Linked DNA regions of Homo sapiens: region 2 is linked to region 1. A link is a loop called in an ENCODE intact Hi-C map of the cell type or tissue named here. Cell type or tissue: CD14-positive monocyte. All regions are shown on one strand. Each heading gives the region's core, and the rest is flanking DNA. Links, peaks and the distances in the headings are about the cores only.

The links. Hi-C counts contacts between places; a loop is a spot of excess contacts. Peaks named below come from ENCODE experiments on the same cell type or tissue, not always from the same donor. Only the 100,000 strongest peaks of a DNase experiment are listed, where the experiment ranks them.
Region 2: a loop joins it to region 1, with 3.0 times the contacts of the local background. A loop is called at or near these places in 59 of 110 quality-filtered maps.

The regions. Positions count from the first base shown.
Region 1 is chr4:70,840,536-70,850,219 of GRCh38, forward strand. LOC124900710 (a long non-coding RNA gene) reads left to right here. Exons shown (of 3, transcript XR_007058131.1): 2 at 3,598-3,736; 3 at 7,325-7,358. LOC124900887 (U6 spliceosomal RNA) reads right to left here and starts at 7,702; the gene lies at 7,601-7,702. It also overlaps a transcript of GRSF1 not described here. In CD14-positive monocyte, for the core only: no CTCF peak of the experiment used is centred there; a DNase peak (open chromatin) is centred at 6,196.
Region 2 is chr4:70,892,695-70,902,378 of GRCh38, forward strand. LOC124900711 (a long non-coding RNA gene) reads right to left here and starts at 9,537. Exons shown (of 2, transcript XR_007058132.1): 1 at 9,255-9,537; 2 at 6,526-7,023. MOB1B (MOB kinase activator 1B) reads left to right here and starts at 9,675. Exons shown (of 6, transcript NM_173468.4): 1 at 9,675-9,684. RefSeq lists a silencer at 9,495-9,644. In CD14-positive monocyte, for the core only: no CTCF peak of the experiment used is centred there; no DNase peak of the experiment used is centred there.

The sequences.
Region 1 (9,684 bases), core at 3,183-8,182:
GCGGATCACCTGAGGTCAGCAGTTCAAGACCAGCCTGGCCAACATGGTGAAACTGTGTCTCTACTAAAAACACAAAAATTAGCCGGGTGTGGTGACGGGTGCCCGTAATCCCAGCTACTCAGGAGGCTGAGGCAGGAGAATCGCTTGAACCCAGGAGGCGGAGGTTGCAGTGAGCCAAGATCGTGCCACCGCACTGCAGCCTGGGCGACAGAGTGAGACGCCATCTCCAAACAAACAAACAAAAAAATTAGGTTAGGGCCATCCTGCTCTGGGTAGGGCCGAGAGCTGTAGCACAAGTCTGTGCTGCCCTGCGCTGTGCCACCGAAACCCGTGGTGTGAGTGGCTAAAGAACCCTTTCTGAAAGGAATTGTGATACCTTGGTTATAAAAAAATCGTTGGGATAATATCAGAGATTTGGTACCCCCCGAATTTGAGGTATGTGAGGAAGGAGAACTTCGTTGTTTTAAAATGAAATATAGGCCTGGCGTGGTGGCTCATGCCTATAATCCCAGCGCTTTGGGAGGCTGAAGTGAGAGGATCACTGGAGCCCAAGAGTTCCAGACCAGCCTGGGCAACATAGGGAGACCCCGTCTATACAAAAAATAAATAAAGCTGGGTGTGATGGCGTGGGCCTGTAGTCCCAGCTACTTGGGAGGCCGATTGCTTCAGCCCAGAAGGTAGAGGCTGTGGTAAGCTATGATTGCCACCACTGAACTCCAGCCTGGGTGACAGAGTGAAACCCTGTCTCTAAAAAAATAAAAGAAAACATATATATTTATTATGTACTGATAATACATAACAAAGGTGAACCCTCCCCTAATGAAACTGTATTCACAAGTGAACACACAGAGATTTGCACACACATACACAAAGACTGGTTGTGCAGCTTTTCTCCTCCTGAGCCAGGACTTGTCAAAGACAAGCAAAAGGAAGTTGTTAGAGTAAAAAATAAGAGAAAGCTAGTATTTTTAAAAACTCCTTACTGTGGAAAATGTCAAACAGAAGAGCAGAATGAATTTCCAGAACTTCATAAATTGTCAACACTTTTCAGTCTTGTTTCATCTATCCCCTACCACCATCTTCCAGACCTTATTTTCTTTGCTAGAATATTTTAAAGCAATGGGTATTACATTTAAAGTTTGACTTGTTTAACCTGGACTACTTTTAGGTAAGGAAAATTCAGTATTTCTTAGAAAACCCTTTCCCCAACCAAAAAACAAAGAACAAGAAAAAAATTGATAGGCTTGGCTCTATGAACCTGGAGTATCAAAGAAAAAGGGGTTTAGTTTTGTTTTTTGGGCTAAAATACAGTCCGACGGAGAGTATTGTCATTTTTATACAAAAACAGGGACAAAAGAAAAGGCAACAGTGCAAATACTCCATCTTCCAGGAAGGGAGGCTGGGATGCCTCAGTGTTAAAATGACAAAAGAAAACCCCAGAGCAAGAACCATGATCCCTCAGAGGAGTCCCAGAAATGTCCAAGACAGCCTGGCTGGGAGAGGGGGTGTGGGAAGGGCAGGCCCCCAAGAGAGGTCCCCACATCCTCTGGCTAGAGGCTAGGCCCAGGACCCACCAATGCCAGCAGCCCTCACCTCCCTTTGGGGTGAGAGCAGGTGCTGAGGTCAGGCTGGTTTTTGTTTCCCACTGCTTGTTCGTGATTTGTTCTTGGATACCTGGAAAGGGGCCAGTTGAGGCCTCAGGGGTTGAGGCCCCTCTGGAAATGTGGTTCCTGGGAATGGGCCTGGACATAGAAGCCACTGGATGTCTCTTCCCTGAACAGTAATTTTGTTCATCAGTAATCCTGTAACTTCCCAAGGAAAACAAAGAACAGGCTAGTCTTCCCCACCCCAGCCAAAAAAGAGAAGGGGGTTTCTTCATCTGCAAGATTTGGGAATCCTAGAGTTACTTATTTATATAGAGACAGGGTTTTGCTCTTTTGCCCGAGCTGGGGTGCAGTGGTGGGAATATGACTCACACTAGCCTTGACCTCCCGGGTTCAAGTAATCCTCCTGCCTCAGCCTCCCAAAGTGCTTGGGATTACAAGCATGAACCACCACACCTGACCTATTTTTCTTTTCGTAAGCCTCCCTTTCAAGAAGGAAAATGGGTTAGCCCTTCCTAACAGATCATCACTACAAATAACAGGTTGCTGATGTATTGGAGACTCTGCCTATATTTACTCTTGCCCTCATTTTCTTAATAGCAGCAGTCATCATCTATAACATAAAAATCTGAATGGATTGGAAACCTAAATAGACAGAAATCCTGTACTTTATAATCAGGAGTATAAATAATAAGAGGCAGCCTGGGCAACCTGGCGACATCCCGTATCTACTAAAAATACAAAAAATTAGCTGGGCGTGGTGACACCTGCCTGTAGTCCCAAAAGGTCACACGCTCTCTCACAGCACAAACTGACCCTAAAACCGGAGCCCACAAGGTTGAGGCTTCAGTGAGCTGAGACCGCACCACTGCACTCCAGCACTCCAAAGTAGCACCTGCCATCCTCATGACAGAGTGAGACCCTGTCTCAAAAGTAAATAAATAAATAAAATTAAATTATAAGAGGCCATTGGTTTGGACTGAGCTCTTCTACTATGCCCAAAAGACCAAACCAAAATGCAGTTACTCACCTTCCACAAGACCAAGCTGAAACTAAGTTTATTTGACCTTCTGAGTAATCAGGAGAGACAGATAATGGCCAAATCCTCAAACAGACTGGTGTTAGCTGGCAGGATAAGGAAGGCCCCTTTGCTTTGACCTTTATAGGGAAAATACCTGAAACAACCAATCTGCTTTGTATTCTCTGTTTCTACTTTCCTTGGCCCTTTTCTATCTACAAACCCAACCTCCTTTGCTCAGCTCATCAAAACACTCACTCTATAGAATGAGATGTTGCCCGATTCTAGAATAGAAAATAAAAGCCAATTAAGATTTATAAAAGCTGAGGCCGGGCGCAGTGGCTCAAGCCTGTAATCCCAGCACTTTGGGAAGCCGAGGTGGGCGGATCACCTGAAGTCGGGAGTTCGAGACCAGCCTGACCAACATGGAGAACCCCCTCTCTACTAAAAATACAAAATTAGCTGAGCATGGTGCGCATGCCTGTAATCCCAGCTACTCAGGAGGCTGAGGCAGGAGAATTGCTTGAACCCGGGAGGCAGAGGTTGCAGTGAGCCGAGATCGTGCCATTGCACTCCAGCCTGGGCAACAAGAGCGAAACTCTGTCTCAAAAAACAAAAAAAAAAAAATTTCTAAAAGGCGTGTGCGGTGGCTCACGCCTATAATCCCAACACTTTGGAAGGCCGAGGCGGGCAGATCACTTGAGGTCAGGAGTTCAAGACCAGCCTGGCCAATATGGTGAAACCCCATCTCTACTAAAATACAAAAATTAGCTGGGCATGGTGGTGTACACCTGTAATCCCAGCTACTTGGGAGGCTGAGGCAAGAGAATCGCTTGAACCTGGGAGGTGGAGGTTGCAGTGAGCTGAGATCGCGCCACTGCATGCTAGCCTGGGCGACGGAGAGAGACTCTGTCTCAAAAAAAAAAAAAAAAAAGATTTGTAAACTAAATTCATTGTAATTTTGTCTTTTGACAGTTCTGGCAACTGACAAAGGGACCTAAAGGACACTGCTGATGACTTCTGAGACTCCCGGAGGAATATCAGAGAGGTGCCACAGAGCCACAGATGCCTTTTGAGGTCCTCGGTCTTCCTCATGGAGCCTCAAGGGTTATAGGTAAGTTCCGCTCGGGTGGACTCCTTTTTTTTTTTTTGGCTTTTGAATTTAGGATTAGTTTATGCTGTGAGACAGTGCATGACCTTTTGTGGTTTGCAGTGGCTGACAAGTCATTGGCAAGAGCTGCAGTTTTGTCTTGGCTGGGTGCGGTGGCGCATGCCTGTAACCCCAGCACTTTGAGAGGCAGGTGGATTGCTTGAGATCAGCCTGGCCAACATAGCAAAACCCCGTCTACTAAAAATACAAAAATTAGCCAAGTGTGGTGGTGCGCCCCTATAATCCCAGCTACTCGGGAGGCTGAGGCATAGGAATCATTTGTCTCAAACAAACAAAGAAAGAAACAAGCAGAAAACAAAAAGAAAAAACAAACAAAAAGAAGAGACAGGGGTCTGATGCTATTTTCCGGGCTGGAGTGCAGTGGTTATTCACAAGCACAATCACAGGACATTACTGCCTCAAACTACTGGGCTCAAGCGATCCTTCTGCCTTTGCTCTGAGTGCCTGGGATTATAGGATTACAGGTCTGTGCCATTAAGTCTGGTTTAAGAGCTGCAGTTTTTTTTCTTTTTTGGGGGGGGGGGGTTTGTTTGTTTTTTAGTTGTTTACCTTACTCATGGACTCAGGTAACAAGGAGCTGCATTTTAAGACAGTGTTGCTCTAAGTGGTTATTACTGCAGGAGGCATGAACTCTGGCTTTTGGAATCTGCTGGAATTTGAATTCTATCCTTTTTGTTAGGTTTTCTTGCATGCTTAGGTAGGAAAAAAATCACTGGGTAAGTTGGTCAAGGGGATCTCAGAGCCAAAGCCACCATTTAACTAGTGGGCACAGTTCAGGTACTTTAGAGCTATTAAAGTGCTGGCCACTAAAAAATGAGACTACCTGTTAGAATAAACTAGACATGAAACAAGGTAGCACTTGCCATCCTCAATAAAATGTTTATGCAGTGAGGTACACTGTGAAAGAATTATACCACCCAACCCCATGATGTTTCCCTCTTAGGCTGTTTTTTTTTTTTTTTTCCTTGAGATGGAGTCTCACTCTGTAGCCCAAGCTGGAGTGCAGTGGTGCAATCTCGGCTCACTGCAACCTCCGCCTCCAGGATTCTAGTGATTCTTGCCTCAGCCTCCTGAGTAGCTGGGACTACAGGCGGTGCCATCATGCCTGGCTAATTTTTTTTTGTATTTTTAGTAGATACGGGGTTTCACCATGTTGTCCTGGGTGTTCTCGAACTCCTGAGCTCAGACAATCAATCTGCCTTGGCCTCCCAAAGTGCTGGGATTACAGGTGTGAGCCACCACGCCTGGCCCCCTCTTAGGCTTTTGTCTTGACTTTGAGAGACCCAAGAGTCAATGTAAAAATGAGATCTTTAATTTTTTTTTTTTTTTTTTTTTGAGATGGGAGTCTTGCTCTGTTGCCTGGGCTCACTGCAACCTCCACCTCCCGGGTTCAAGCGATTCTGCTGCTTCAGCCTCCCGAGTAGCTGGGACTACAGGCATGCACCACCATGCCCAGCTAATTTTTGTATTTTTAGTAGAGACCAAATTTCACCATGTTGACCAGGCTGGTCTTGAACTCCTGACTCAGGTGATCCGCCCACCTCGGCCTCCCAAAGTGCTGGGATTACAGGTGTGAGCCAACGCACCCGGCCAGATCCTTAATTTCTAAAGAACTGAATATTCCACCTTCCAGCTACACCTGCCTTTTACTTGTATTAGGCCCCAGTAGCTGAAAATACTTATAAAGGTGGTGAAACCAGTGGAATCTTACTAAAGATAATTTAAAATTACAATGGTCATTATATGGACCATTCCAGATGAGAGGAGTGATACTCGACTTTTTTTTTTTTTTTTTTTTGAGACAGAGTCTCACTCTGTCACCCAGGCTGGAGGGCAGTGGCACGATCTGGACTCACTGCAACCTCCGCCTCCCGGGTTCAAGCAATTATCACGCCTCAGCCTCCCAAATAGCTGGGATTATATGTGCTCTCCACCATGCCGGGCTAATTTTGTATTTTTAGTAGAGATGGGGTTTCACCATGTTGGCCAAGCTGGTCTCAAACTCCTGACCTCAAGCAATCCGCCCGTCTCGGCCTCCCAAAGTGCTGGGATTACAGGCATGAGCCACCACGACAGACCGATACTCAACTTTAAGAAGTGCATTTAGGCCAGGTATGGTGGGTGGCTCATGCCTGTAATCCTAGCACTTTGGGAGGCTCAGGCGGGTGGATTGCTTGAGCTCAGGAGTTCGAGACCAGTCTCAGCAACACAGTGAAACCCTGGTTCTACAAAAATTTCAAAAATTAGCCAGGTGTGGTGGTTTGTGCCTGTAGTCCCAGCTACTCAGGAGTCCCAGCTACCAGCTGAGGTGGGAGGATTGCTTGAACTCAGGAGGCGGAGGTTGCAGTGAGCTGAGATTACGCCACTGCACTCCAGCCTGGGCTACAGAAGGAGAGCCTGTCTCAAATAAAAAAAAAAAGGAAGTGCATTTAAAAATGAGGGTTCCTGGCCGGGCGCAGTGCCTCACGCCTATAATCCCAGCACTTTGGGAGGCTGAGGCAGGTGGATCACGAGGTCAGGAAATGGAGAACATCCTGGCTAACACGGTGAAACCCCATCTCTACTAAAAAAATACAAAAAAATTAGCCGGGTGTGGTGGCAGGTGCCTGTGGTCTCAGCTACTCGGGAGGCTGAGGCAGGAGAATGGCGTGAACCCGGGAGGTAGAGCTTGCAGTGGGTCGAGATCGTGCCCCTGCACTCCAGCCTGGGTGACAGAGTGAGACTCTGTCTCAAAAAAAAAAAAAAAAAAAAAGAGGGTTCCTGCTGGGCATAGTGGCTCTGACCTGTAATCTTAGCACTTTGCAAGGCCAAGGAGGGATAATTAGCTGGGCCCAGGAGTTCAAGACCAACCTGAGCAACATAGACCACATTTCTACAACAACTTTGAAAAATTAGCTGGGCATGGTAACATATCCCTGTAGTTACTAGCTACTTGGGAAGCTGTGATGGGAGGATCTCTTGAGTCCAGGAGTTTGAGGCTGCAGTGAGTTCTGATCGCACACCACTGTACTCTAGACTGGGCTACAGAGCAAGACCTTGTCTCCAAAAGAGAGAGAGAGAGAGAGTTCCTGAATTAGACCCACCCAGGGATGCCTATGGATATGCAGAAACTTCTAAAAAGATTTCAAAATTTTTTCTTGCCTCTTTTAAAAGACTTATTACAAAAGGCAAATGAAAAGCTTAAGTAACCAATCGATAAGAAAAATGGAAACTGCCAACCTTTTTGCTTAGTTACTATCACACCCCAAAGACAAAAAGAAAGTGGGAAAAGTGGTTTTTATAAAACTTAGTCCCTCAGGTCAAGCAGTTTTGCTTCTTTTTTCAGAGTTATCAGTGCTAGAGTCCAGACATAGAAAATGATGTGTCTGACCTATTTGTTAATGGACTCCACCCTAAACTCAGTAATCCAGTTAAGAAACAGAAGCAAAATTGAAAAGCCACCAGTCTGACTAAATTATTTTCCAGAATATGGCATTCTGGCATTCATCTAGTTTTTTTGTTTGTTTGTTTCTTTGTTTGTTTTTGAGACAGAGTCTCCCTCTGTTGCCCAGGCTAAAGAACTCAGCTCACTGCAACCTCCGCCTCCTGGGTTCAAGTGATTCTCCTGCCCCAGCCTCCTGAGTAAGCAGCTTGGATTACAGGTGCACGCCACCACGTCCAGCTAAGTTTTGTATTAGTAGAGACAGGATTTCACCATGTTGGTTGGGCTGGTCTCAAACTCCTGACCTCAAGTGATCCACCTGCCTCAGCCTCCCAAAGTATTGGAGTTACAGGCATGAGCCACCACGCCCAGCCTGATTTTTTTTTTTTAATACGGAATGCTTCACCAATTTGCATGTCATCCTTGTGGAGGGGACCATGCTAATCATCTCTATCATTCTAATTGCAAGCACCAGATTTTTTTAATTTTTAATTTTTTTTAGAACCAAGTTCTTGTTTTGTCACCCAGGTTGGAGTGCAGTAGTACAATCATAGCTCACTGCAGCCTCAAATTCCTAAGCTTAAGAGATCCTCTTGCGTCAGCCTCCCAAGTAGCTAGGACTACAAGCACACACCACCACACCTGGCTAATTTTTTTAAAAAATTTTTTGTAGACACAAAATCTTGTTACGTTGCCCAGGCTGGTCTTGAACCTCTGGCCTCAAGTGATCCTCCCACCTTGGCCTCCAAAAATGCTGGGGTTATAGGCATGAACCTCCATGCCTGACCTCGTATCAGACTTTCAACCATAGCCATTTTAAGTCCATAGTTAATTCTTTTATTCTTATGCTCTTCTGAAACCTTTTTTTTTTCTTTTTCTTTTTTGAGGCAGAGTCTCACTCTGTTGCCCAGGCTGGAGTGCAGTATCATGATCTTGGCTCACTGCAACCTCCACCTCCCTGACTCAAGGGATCCTCTGAGTAGCTAGGACTACAGGTGTGCACCACTACACCCGTCTAATTTTATTTTTTTTCTTTTTTTTGTAGAGATGAGGTTTCACCATGTTGCCCAGGCTGGTCTCGAACTCCTGGGCTCAAGCGGTCTGCCTGCCTTGGCCTCCCAAAGTGCTGGGATTGCAGGCGTGAGCCACCTGCCCAGCCCTTCTGAGAGCTTTTTGCAAACAACTGTAATCCTAAAGTGTTGTGTCTTCAAGAAGATTTATGGAAGTGTGGCCTGGGGCAGTGGCTCATGCCTGTAATCTCAACACTTCGGGAGGCCGAGGCAGGTAGATCACCTGAGGTCACGAGTTCAAGACCAGCCTGGCCAATATGGCAAAACCCTGTCTCTACTAAAAATACAAAAATTAGCCAGACATGGTGGTGTGCACCCATAATCCCAGCTACTCGAGAAGCTAAGGCAGGAAAATTGCTTGAACCCGGGAGATGGAGGCTTTAGTGAGCTGAGATCGTGCCACTGCACTCCAGCCTGGGCAACAGAGGGAAACTCCGAAGATTCACGGGAAGTATTAAAGCAAACTAAATGAGAAGGACTCTGTACTTCCATATTTGAGTCCTTGGATGAACTGCAACCTAACTTAATAGGTAGGGAAAATTGAAAACCTAACTTAGAGGTTATAACAATAGTGCCTATAACAATAGCTGAGTCTTAGCCAATCCCAGCACAGCCATACTTCAACCATTCATACACTGCTGGGTGTTCAAACGGTGTTCAAATAAGGCAAATGCCAACCTGTAACTAATTCAGCTGTTTCTGAGCCTCACTTCCAATTTCTGTACGTCACTTCCCTTTTTTTATCTATAAATTTGTTCTGACCACGAGACACCATTGGAGTTTCTCTGAATCTGCTGTGATTCTGGGGGCTGTCTGATTCGCGAATCATTCATTGCTTAACTAAACTCCTTTAAACTTAATTCTGCTGACTTTTTCTTTTAACAGAAGGATAGAGAGGACTCTGACAAATAAATGTAGGTTTCTGATAACTTTAAGATCATACCACTGGACTAGGTAGAAATTTCCAGAAATCTAATGAAGAAACTGCTGGGTTCGTGAGCTGCTAACCAAGATCAAGCAGAACAAAAATTAATTACATGGGATTAAATAAACTGATGAAGAAGAATTATGGGTTTTTACAGCATTTTTATTCGAAATATTGCACGTTTTTTGTTTGTTTGCTTGCTTTTGAGACGGAGTCTCGCTCTGTTGCCAGGCTGGATGGAGTACAGTGGCGCGAACTCGGCTCACTGCAACCTCTGCCTCCCAGGTTCAAGTGATTCTCCTGCCTCAGCCTCCCGAGTAGCTGGGACTACAGGCACACGCCACATGCCCAACTAATTTTTTTGTATTTTAGTAGAGATGGGGTTTCACCATATTGGCCAGGATGGTCTCGATCTCTTGACCTCGTGATCCGCCCGCCTCGGCCTCCCAAAATGCTGTGATTACAGACGTGAGCC
Region 2 (9,684 bases), core at 2,302-7,301, 51 kb after region 1:
TCCCAGCACTTTGGGAGGCCATGGCGGGCGGATCAGGAAGTCAGGAGTTCGAGACCAGCCTGGCCAATATGGTGAAACCCCGTCTCTACTGAAAATACAAAAAATTAGCTGGGCGTGGTGGCGGGCGCCTGTAGTCCCAGCTACTCGGGAGGCCGAGGCAGGAGAATCGCTCAAACCCGGGAGGCGGAGCTTGTAGTGAGCCGAGATCACGCCACTGCACTCCAGCCTGGGTGACAGAGCGAGACTTGGTCTCAAAAAAAAAAAAAAAAAAAAATTAGCCAGTCATGGTGGTGTGTGCCTGTAGTCCCAGGTACTTGGGAGGCTGAGGCAGGAGAATTGCTTGAACCCGGGAGGAGGAGGTTGCAGTGAGCAGAGGTAGCGCCACTGACTCCAGCCTGGGCAACACAGTAATACTCCGTCTCAAAAAAAAAAAATAACAATAATAAAAAAAGAAAAAAGAAATGCCATTGTGGGTCGATCTTGATTTCTTTACACATACACACCTGCTCTAATTTTAGATGCGTCATTTGGCTATGCGGTCATTGAGTTTACAGCTAAAGGCTGTACTTTAATTATTCATAGTACCTCCTACAGGACTGAATTTGTGATTCTGTGTTATCAACTGAAGCACACAGTTCAAATGAGCATTGGAACTATTGTCTGCTTAGTAATCAGAGAGCTTTTGTCTTTATGCTGTGATTCCAGAATTTGTCCCCTACTTGATTCCTGATACCTTGATCTTTTAAAAAATACTCCTCAAGAAGGCTTGGGCCGTGCACGGTGGGTCACGCCTGTAATCCCAGCACTTTGGGAGGCCGAGGCGGGTGGATCACGAGGTCAGGATATCGAGACCATCCTGGCTAACACGGTGAAACCCTGTCTCTACTAAAAAAAAAAAAAATACAAAAAATTAGGCGGGCGTGGTGGTGTGCGCCTGTAGTCCCAGCTACTCGGGAGGCTGAGGCAGGAGAATGGCGTGAACCCGGGAGGCGGAGCTTGCAGTGAGCCGAGACCGCGCCACTGCACTCCAGCTTGGGCACAGAGCGAGACGCTGTCTCAAAAAAAAAAAAAAAAAAAAAAGAAAAGAAAAAAGAAGGCTTGAGATTTTCATGTCATAGTTAGGGATAATTAAAATGCAAATACAACTAGGGAGTTTATACACTGACATATTTAGAATATCCCTTCCCCACTAGAATGTAAACTTCTTAGGGGAGGAACTTGATTTTGTACCCTATTATGTCCCCAGTGTATACTTACACAAGTGGTGTACAGTTCGTGCTTAATAAATATTTGTTGAATGAACGAGCAAATGAGAGTCTATATTAATGTGCCAACTATTGCAGTAGTCAGCATTTCGTCTACACTTTTTTTTAATGCCTTTACACATTTTAGGCTTTATACATGCTGCGTCCTCTTTCTGCAACGCCTTTTCTCCGTCTTTTTACTCCTCCATCGCCTCTTCTAAACCTGGAGAAGGTATAATAATCCTTTAAAACTCCCCTTGTTTTGGTAAAACACTCCTTGATCCTTATCTTCCTCCTCAAATCAATCCTTTTTTAAAAAATAAAAATCAGCTGGGCTCCTGTAGCCTTTTTTTTGAGACGGAATTTTGCTCTTGTTGCCCAGGCTGGCGTGCAATGGTGTGCTCTCGGTTCACTGCAACCTCCGCCTCCCGGGTTCAAGTGAATCTACTGCCTCAGCCTCCCAAGTAGCTGGAATTACAGGCGCCCACTACCACACCTAGCTAATTTTTGTATTTTTAGTAGAGACGGGGTTTCACCATGTTGGCCAGGCCGGTCTTGAACTCCTGACCTCAGGTAATCTACCTGCCTCAGTCTCCCAAAGTGTTGGGATTACAGGCGTGAGCCACTGTGTCTGGCCTCCTGTAGCCTTTTGTGTATAATCCTGTTATAAAAGGAATCATTTTGTCCTGTAATGATTTGTTTACATGTCAGCCTCTGCCATTAGAAGTGAGTTCTTTGTTGGCTGGGCGCAGTGGCCGAGGCAGGTGGATTATGAGACCAGGAGTTCAAAACCAGCCTCGCCAAGATGGTGAAACCCTGTCTCTACTAAAAATACCAAAAATTAGCCGGGCGTGGTGGCGCATGCCTGTAATCCCAACTACTTGGGAGACTGAGGCAGGAGAACTGCTTGAACCCAGGAGGTGGAGGTTGCAGTGAGCTGAGACTGTGCCATTGCACTCCAGCCTGGGCAACATGGTGAAACTCTGTCTCAAAAAAAAAAACCAAAAACAAACAAGAAATGAGTTCTTTGAGGTTGTGATATTGCGTATTTCTTTTGTATCCTTACTCTTAGTGTGGTGACTGGTTTATGGCAGATGTTTAAGAAACATCACTGACAACTGACTGAATCTTGCAAGTGGTCCTTCACCCTGCAGGGTTCCAGAAAGGTCTCAGACAGCTCCCTGTTAAGGAGTGCATTACAAGATCATTTTCTTTAAAAGCACTATTTTGGATAGGAAATCTTCTTGCCTACTAAGATTTTCTTTTGCTAAATCTCTTTATTCTGTATTCAAATGGAATTATTCTTGTGGAAACACAGAGTACAGCCCATAAATAAGGGATTTAGAAATACTTGGTCAAATTTCAAGGTGGGATTGATTACCTTGGTTTTCCACTCAGTGGATGCTTTCTGGTTACTTTGATGCCATAGAAACCTCAAAAATAGTAACATTTGGGAAAGGCTGGAATACTTATCCTGAGGAAAAATAAATGGTTTGACTATTGGGAACCAAACTCCTGTTGGTGTAGGACAGGGGAATTATGTTGTATAACGTAGTATCTCATGTCTCCAGCTATAAGAGGATTGTGGCCTGCTCAGGTTGCTATGGTTGTGACTATGACAACTCTGGAAAACATGAGAGAGATGCCAAGAAGAGGGCGTGGTAATGGCCATGGGCACAAGAGAACAAATGTCCAAGAGTAGGGACTGCATAGGGTCCTTGGATTCCAGTGGTTGTCCTTGGATTCCAGTGGCAGGGAGTCAAAACCCTATTCAAAGATCTGACTTCTACATTCTATTATTTACATAGAAGCAAACCCTGAACTGCTAATAATTGATTCCTTTCATTCATCCATTCTGCTTTTTGTTATTTTGAGGAAGGAAATGAAGTAGAGGGAAGCAGCATAAGTACCTAGGGTACTGCGGCTCTTGAGAACAGGCACTATTTAATTAAGCCAACTGTGAATTTGTGTGGGTGAAAGTAACAGCTGCTGATACTTAGGATATTTTTAAGTTGCACCCAGTTGGGATACTCTCTATGTCTATATATGGTCCTTCATGCTAAAGGACCTCGTGGAGATGGGTGGGCTAAAAACACAGACTCTTTGAAACTACATCGTCATCTTTTCATCTCTGTCAGCACATCAGCAGCCTGCTCTCTGGGAAACTTCAGCAAGGTTAAATGTTAAACCATTCATATGACCTACTCAGCAATAACTCCTCCATCCCCCTACATTGTTGCTAGGCTTTTCTGAGATTCAAGGAGAGACTTATTTGTTTAGTTCCAATATACTTTCAAGCTGCCTAGTTACCATGTCTTGTGCACAACGTGCACTCCAGGCAAACAAACTTTTTCAGAGCACAGCAGATTGGAGCAACAAACAAGCCTAGCAAATTGAGCCCCCTGAGCCCATGTGCTATCTGAAGCAAACCAAAACACAGCTGGCGGAGTTAATTTTAGACTTTCCAACCTTGGTAATGTCCTATCAATTTGGGATAAGCTGTTTTGAATAGGCTTGAAAAGGACCTTCCCTCCTTCTCCCCATGGCAGCTTACTGCTATGTGGTTTGAATTTAGTGGGAAAAACAGTTAATTGCGGGCAATGGTAAACTTGATGTACCAAGAAATTCAATTCAGCATTTATTGAGCAAGTACAAGGCCCATGCAAGAAACTTTTTATTTTGAGACAGGTTCTCACCCTGTCATCCAGGCTGTAGTGCAGTGACTGGATCGCGGCTCACGGCCACCTGGAACTTCTGAACTCAGGCACTCCTTCTGCCTTGGCTTCTCAAGTAGCTGGGACTACAGGTGCATGCCCAGCAATTTTTTGTTCTTGTGGAGATAGGGTTGCCCTATGTCGCCCAGGCTGTTTATAAGATCCTCCTGCCTTGGCCTCCTAAAATGCTGGGATGCGTGAGCCACTGTACCTGGCCAGTGAATCTTTCATAATTTTTGTCCTATGGACTAAGATCCTCAAAATTATACACAAAGTAGTACTTTCTAAAAAGTTTTGAAAGACTGGCTTTTTGAAAACAAAAATCAATTTTTATGTTGTGGTGCTTCCAAACACCAAAAGGGAGTTGGCATGATGATTAGGAAAGTTGTTTTATCAAATTATGCTGTTTATAAATGTAACCAGAATTTAAATACAATACAAGGAGTATATACATGCTACTCACTTCTGAATAGACAAGATCCAGTTCTCTGACCACCAAAATAGGTAAGATCCCTTTAATATATACTCATATACAGGCCAGGTGCAGTGGCTAACACCTGTAATCCCAACACTTTGGGAGGCTGAGGCAGGCAGATCACTTGAGGTCAGGAGTTCAAGACCAGCCTGGGCAACATGGTGAAACTCCGTCTCTACTAAAAAATACAAAAATTAACCAGGTGTGGTCATGCATACCTGTAATCCCAGCTACTCGGGAGGCTGAGGCAGGAGAATCACTTGAACCTGGAGGTGGAGGTTGCAGTGAGCCGAGATCGTGCCACTGCACTCCAGCCTGGGTGACAGAGTGAGTGAGACTCTGCTTGAAAAAATAAAAAAGACTTCATATACAACAAGGCCCTTTCTTTCATGACATTTACACATTTTCTAACTTTGCTTTTATTTGATTACTTGTATTTCCCAATGACCTATAGGATTCAGATGGTAAACACTAGGGCCTTTTTTTTTTTTTTTTAACTCTCAGAGGCCCATAGTAGACACTCAATGAATTCTTGTTGAGTAGATAAATGATTATAACCCAAAATCTAGCCATCCTATTGCATAAACCTCATATTCAAAAGAGTAACGAGCTTGAAGGGGAGGGTACTGGGTTAGGTTTGTGGTCAATAAAACATTCCTTCTTCCATTTTAAACATTAAATAATAAGCTCTGTGTTTGTTTTTTTGTTGTTGTTTTTGTTTGTTTGTTTGAGACGGAGTTTCACTCTTGTTGCCCGGGCTGGAGTGCAATGACACAATCTTGGCTCACCACAACCTCTGCCTCCTGGGTTCAAGCGATTCTCCTGCCTCAGCGTCCTGAGTAGCTGGGATTACAGGCATGCACCACCACACCTGGCTGATTTTTTTGTATTTTTAGTAGAGACGGCGTTTCTCCATGTTGGTCAGGCTGGTCTTGAACTCCCGACCTCAGGTGATCCGCCCGCCTTGGCCTCCCAAAGTGCTGGGATTACAGGTGTGAGCCACTGCGCCCGGCAGGCTCTGTGTTTTGATGCTTTGTGGGTTTTAGCAATAAATAAATGCACTGAAAGACATCAAGCTTCATCAGTCTTTCATGTCTCCATTCCTTTCTTTTTTTGTTTTGTTTTTTTTTTTTTGGAGCCTGAGTCTCGCTCTGTCGCCCAGGCTGGAGTGCAGTGGCGCAATCTTGGCTCACTTCTTCCTCCGTCTCCCAGGATCAAGTGATTCTCCCGAATCAGCCTCCCGAGTAGCTGGGATTACAGGCACCCACCACCACGCAGGGCTAATTTTTGTATTTTCAGCAGATATGGGGTTTTGCCATGTTGGCTAGGCTGGTCTCAAACTCCTGACCTCAGGTGATCTGCCTGCCTCAGCCTCCCAAAGTGCTGGGATTACAGGCATGAGCCACTGTGCCTGGGCCCTCCATTCTTTTTTTCTTTTCTTTCTTTTTTTTTTTTTTTTGAGACAGGGTCTTACTCTGTCACCCAGGCTGGAGTGCATTGGCGTGACCTTGGCTCACTGCAACCTCTGCCTCCCGGGTTCAAGAGATTCTTGTGCCTCAAATTCCTGAATAGTTGGGATTACAGGGCGTGCCACCACGCCTGGCTACTTTTGTACTTTTAGTAGAGATGGGGTTTTACCATGTTGGCCAGGCTGGTCTCCAACTCCTGACCTCAAGAGATCCGCCCGCCTCTGCCTCCTAAAGTGCTGGGATTACAAGTGTGTGCCATTCTATTCTATTATTCAAATTAATCTGTCCTTGAGAAGCACTTAAAATTGTACATTGGCTAGTCTTTAATGAAGCAAGAAATAGAATTAAAATCTAAGGAGCACTGATAAGGGTCAGGTTGAATTGTTAGCTTTGTTAAGTGTGATTGTGTAGCATGCCAAAATACACTTAGAATATATTTATTCTTTTTTTTTTATTTTTTCATAGAGATGGGGGGTTTTACTATGTTGACTAGGCTGATCTCAAACTCCTGCTTTCAAGTAATCCTCCGATCTCGGCCTCCCAAAGTGCTGGGATTATAGGTGTGAGCCATGGCATCAGGCCTCAAATGAATATATATACATATACATACACACACACACACATTTCCCTCTTTTTTTTTAATTTTACTTTAAGTTCTGGGATACATGTGCAGAAAGTGCAGGTTTGTTACACAGGTATACATGTGCCATGGTGGTTTGCTGTACCTATCAACCCCCATGGTGGTTTGCTGCACCTATCAACCTGTCATCTAAGTTTTAAGCCCCACATGCATTAGATGTTTGTCCTAATGCTTTCCTTCCCCTTGCCCCCCACCCCCCGACAGGCCCTGATGTGTGATGTTCCCCTCCCTGCGTCCATGTGTTCTCATTGTTCAACTCCCACTTGTGAGTGAGAACATGTGGTGTTTGCTTTCTGTTCCTGTGTTAGTTTGCTAAGAATTATGGTTTCCAGCTTCATCCATGTCCCTGCAAAGGACATGAACTAATTCTTTTTTATGGTTGCATAGTATTCCATGGTGTATATGTGCCACATTTTCTTTATCCAGTCTCTCGTTGATGGGCATTTGGGTTGGTTCCAAGTCTTCGCTACGGTAAATAGTGCTGCAATAAACAAACATGTGCATGTGTCTTTATTCAAATGAATATTTAAAGAGCATATGCCCACTCATGTTCTGTTCTATTCTGTACATGTTACAGTATAATTTCAATTCTTTGAAAAGTTGGATAGAACAAAAATTTTAATAATCTTGCTTCATAAACAAAAGGTTATTAGATTTTGGTCAGAAGAGATGATAATTATAAATATCTATTTGAATATAAACTCTCTTTGATTCTGAAATTCCCAATGTTTTTGATATGCTGAATAATTTTATATGACAGACATCATTTGATTTAAAGTCTAACCTGGAATCATATTGTATATTATTAACCTGACACCTCCCTCACATTTAGGACCAGTATATTTACGTTTTATTGGATGTTAATTCCAGGCAACTCTCCTAGTGGTATGATAAAGAAATACTCAGAAGGTATTTTTGCAGATTCTTTCCTCTGCCAGTTTTCCCTTATTCAGTGTCACAGGATACATCTAAATTATGTCAGACCAAAACTAAGGCTACCTAAGCCAAATCAGGGAGCAGTTTGGAAATGTGTGCCAGTCATTTGAAGGATGCCCCTGGCAGGAGAGAACTTTAGAACTGGAAGATATTTTAGAGATCATGTAATGATAGAAGGCTCCCATTTTAAATGGGCTAAAACTGAGGCTATGACAGGTCAACTCACTCTTTCCAAAGATAATCAGTAATCTGGTAATGCAAGTCTTACTTTCAGAAGACCCTTACAAGAATCATACAGGGCTGGGCGTGGTGGCTCACGCCTGTAATTCCAGCATATTGGGAGGCCAAGGCAGGCAGATCACGAGGTCAGGAGTTTGAGACCAGCCTGGCCAACATAGTAAAACCCCGTCTCTACTAAAAATTCAAAAATTAGCCAGGTGTGGTGGCACAGGCCTGTAATCCCAGCTACTTAGGAGGCTGAGGCAGAATTGTTTGAACCCAGGAGGCAGAAGTTGCAGTGAGCCTAGTCCAGAAGTTGCACCACTGGACTCCAGCCTGGGTGACAGAGTGAGACTCCGTCTCAAAAAAAAAAAAAAAAAAAAGAATTATACAGTAAGTCAGTACCATATCAATATTTGGAGCACAGGGTTTTATACCATAAATCTATTATTTTCATTCAGATAAATCCTCCTCTTTCTTCTTTTTGGGGAATCTTTTAAAAAATTTTTAATTTAATTTGAAGTTCCAGGATACATGTGCAGGACGTGCAGGTTTGTTACATAGGTAAACGTGTGTGCCATGGTGGTGTGCTGAACCTATCAACTTATCACCTAGGTATTAAGCTCTGCATGCATTAGCTATTTATCCTGATCTGGTAATCTTTTGAGTCTGTAAGTTTTCTCATTCCAGTAACCTCTGCTGTTCCTGAGATAGTGCAAGATTCTAGTATTTTCTTCTATTAAAAAATTTTTTTTTTGAGACGGAGTCTAACTCTGTCACCCAGGCTGGAGTGTAGTGGCATGATCTTGGCTCACTGCAACCTCTGCTTCCTGGGTTGGAGCAATTCTCCTGCCTCAGCCTCCCGAGTAGCTGGGATTACAAGTGTGTGCCACCATGCCCGGCTAATTTTTGTATTTTTAGTAGAGACGGGGTTTGGCCATGGTCTTGAACTTTGGCTGGTCTTGAACTCCTGACCTCAGGTGATCCACCCACCTCGGCCTCCCAGAGTGCTGGGATTACAGGCATGAGCCACTGCGCCCGGCCTAAAACGTTTTTTTTTTTTTTTTTTTTTTTTTTTTTTTTTTTTTTTACCACTTTACCAACGTGCCAAATAATAGTGCATATATGCAGTATAATACATTTCATATCTGCACCTACTTCAAAGTGTATTCTGCCCTTTGGGATAAGCCAAAGGTGAGCTAATATCTGCACATGATTTGTTTTGCTCAGATTCTCTTTGAAAACTTGTAGATTTGATGGGTGTTGTGAGTAAAGAAGACGGACATCTCTTCGATACCCGTATTTCCCTCCTAAATTGGTAATGCTGTGGTGACATATTCAAGGTATGTGAAGGATTCTTAAACAGAATATAAAGGCTTGCCCTGGGCCCCATAACCCTGTGAGAATAAAAGTCCCTTTGTAAGTGGGTCTGAATAGCTTCTAGCTTCTAGGATGTTCTGTGCATTAGAATGCTTACAAGCTTTGGCCCCCTAAGTGGTTACACCGATGACCACCCTATCATGCTGGGTTCCGTGGTGAACTGAGAGATGCCATTACCTTTCACCGCCCTTGGCCGGACACTCACGGTGGGCCTAACTCCGGTGGTAATTCCATCCCTCACTGCGGGACCTTGACATCCCCGAGCTGAAGCCCACTTCCTCCCTGACCTCTGGAGCCCAGCTGAGCGGCTCCGAGAGCTCTGCCATGACTCCTAACCGGGTGGACAGGGGGGCCGGGCAGCCGCGGCGCACACGCTGGGCGTCGTCCCTAGCAGCAGAGGAGACCAGAAGGTGAGAGTCCCCATGCCGCAGCCGGAGGGCCGGGGTGGGCTTGCACCGCTATCGCGAGAGCTCGTGAGGTGGGGGCGGCGGGGAGCTGGGGAGGGGCTCGCGGAGAGCCTGCCCCGCCTCCCTTTCCTTCCCCTCCCCTGGAGTGATTCAAGACGAGCGCTACCCACTTCCGCCCCCTCCCCCTGCCATTGGAACTA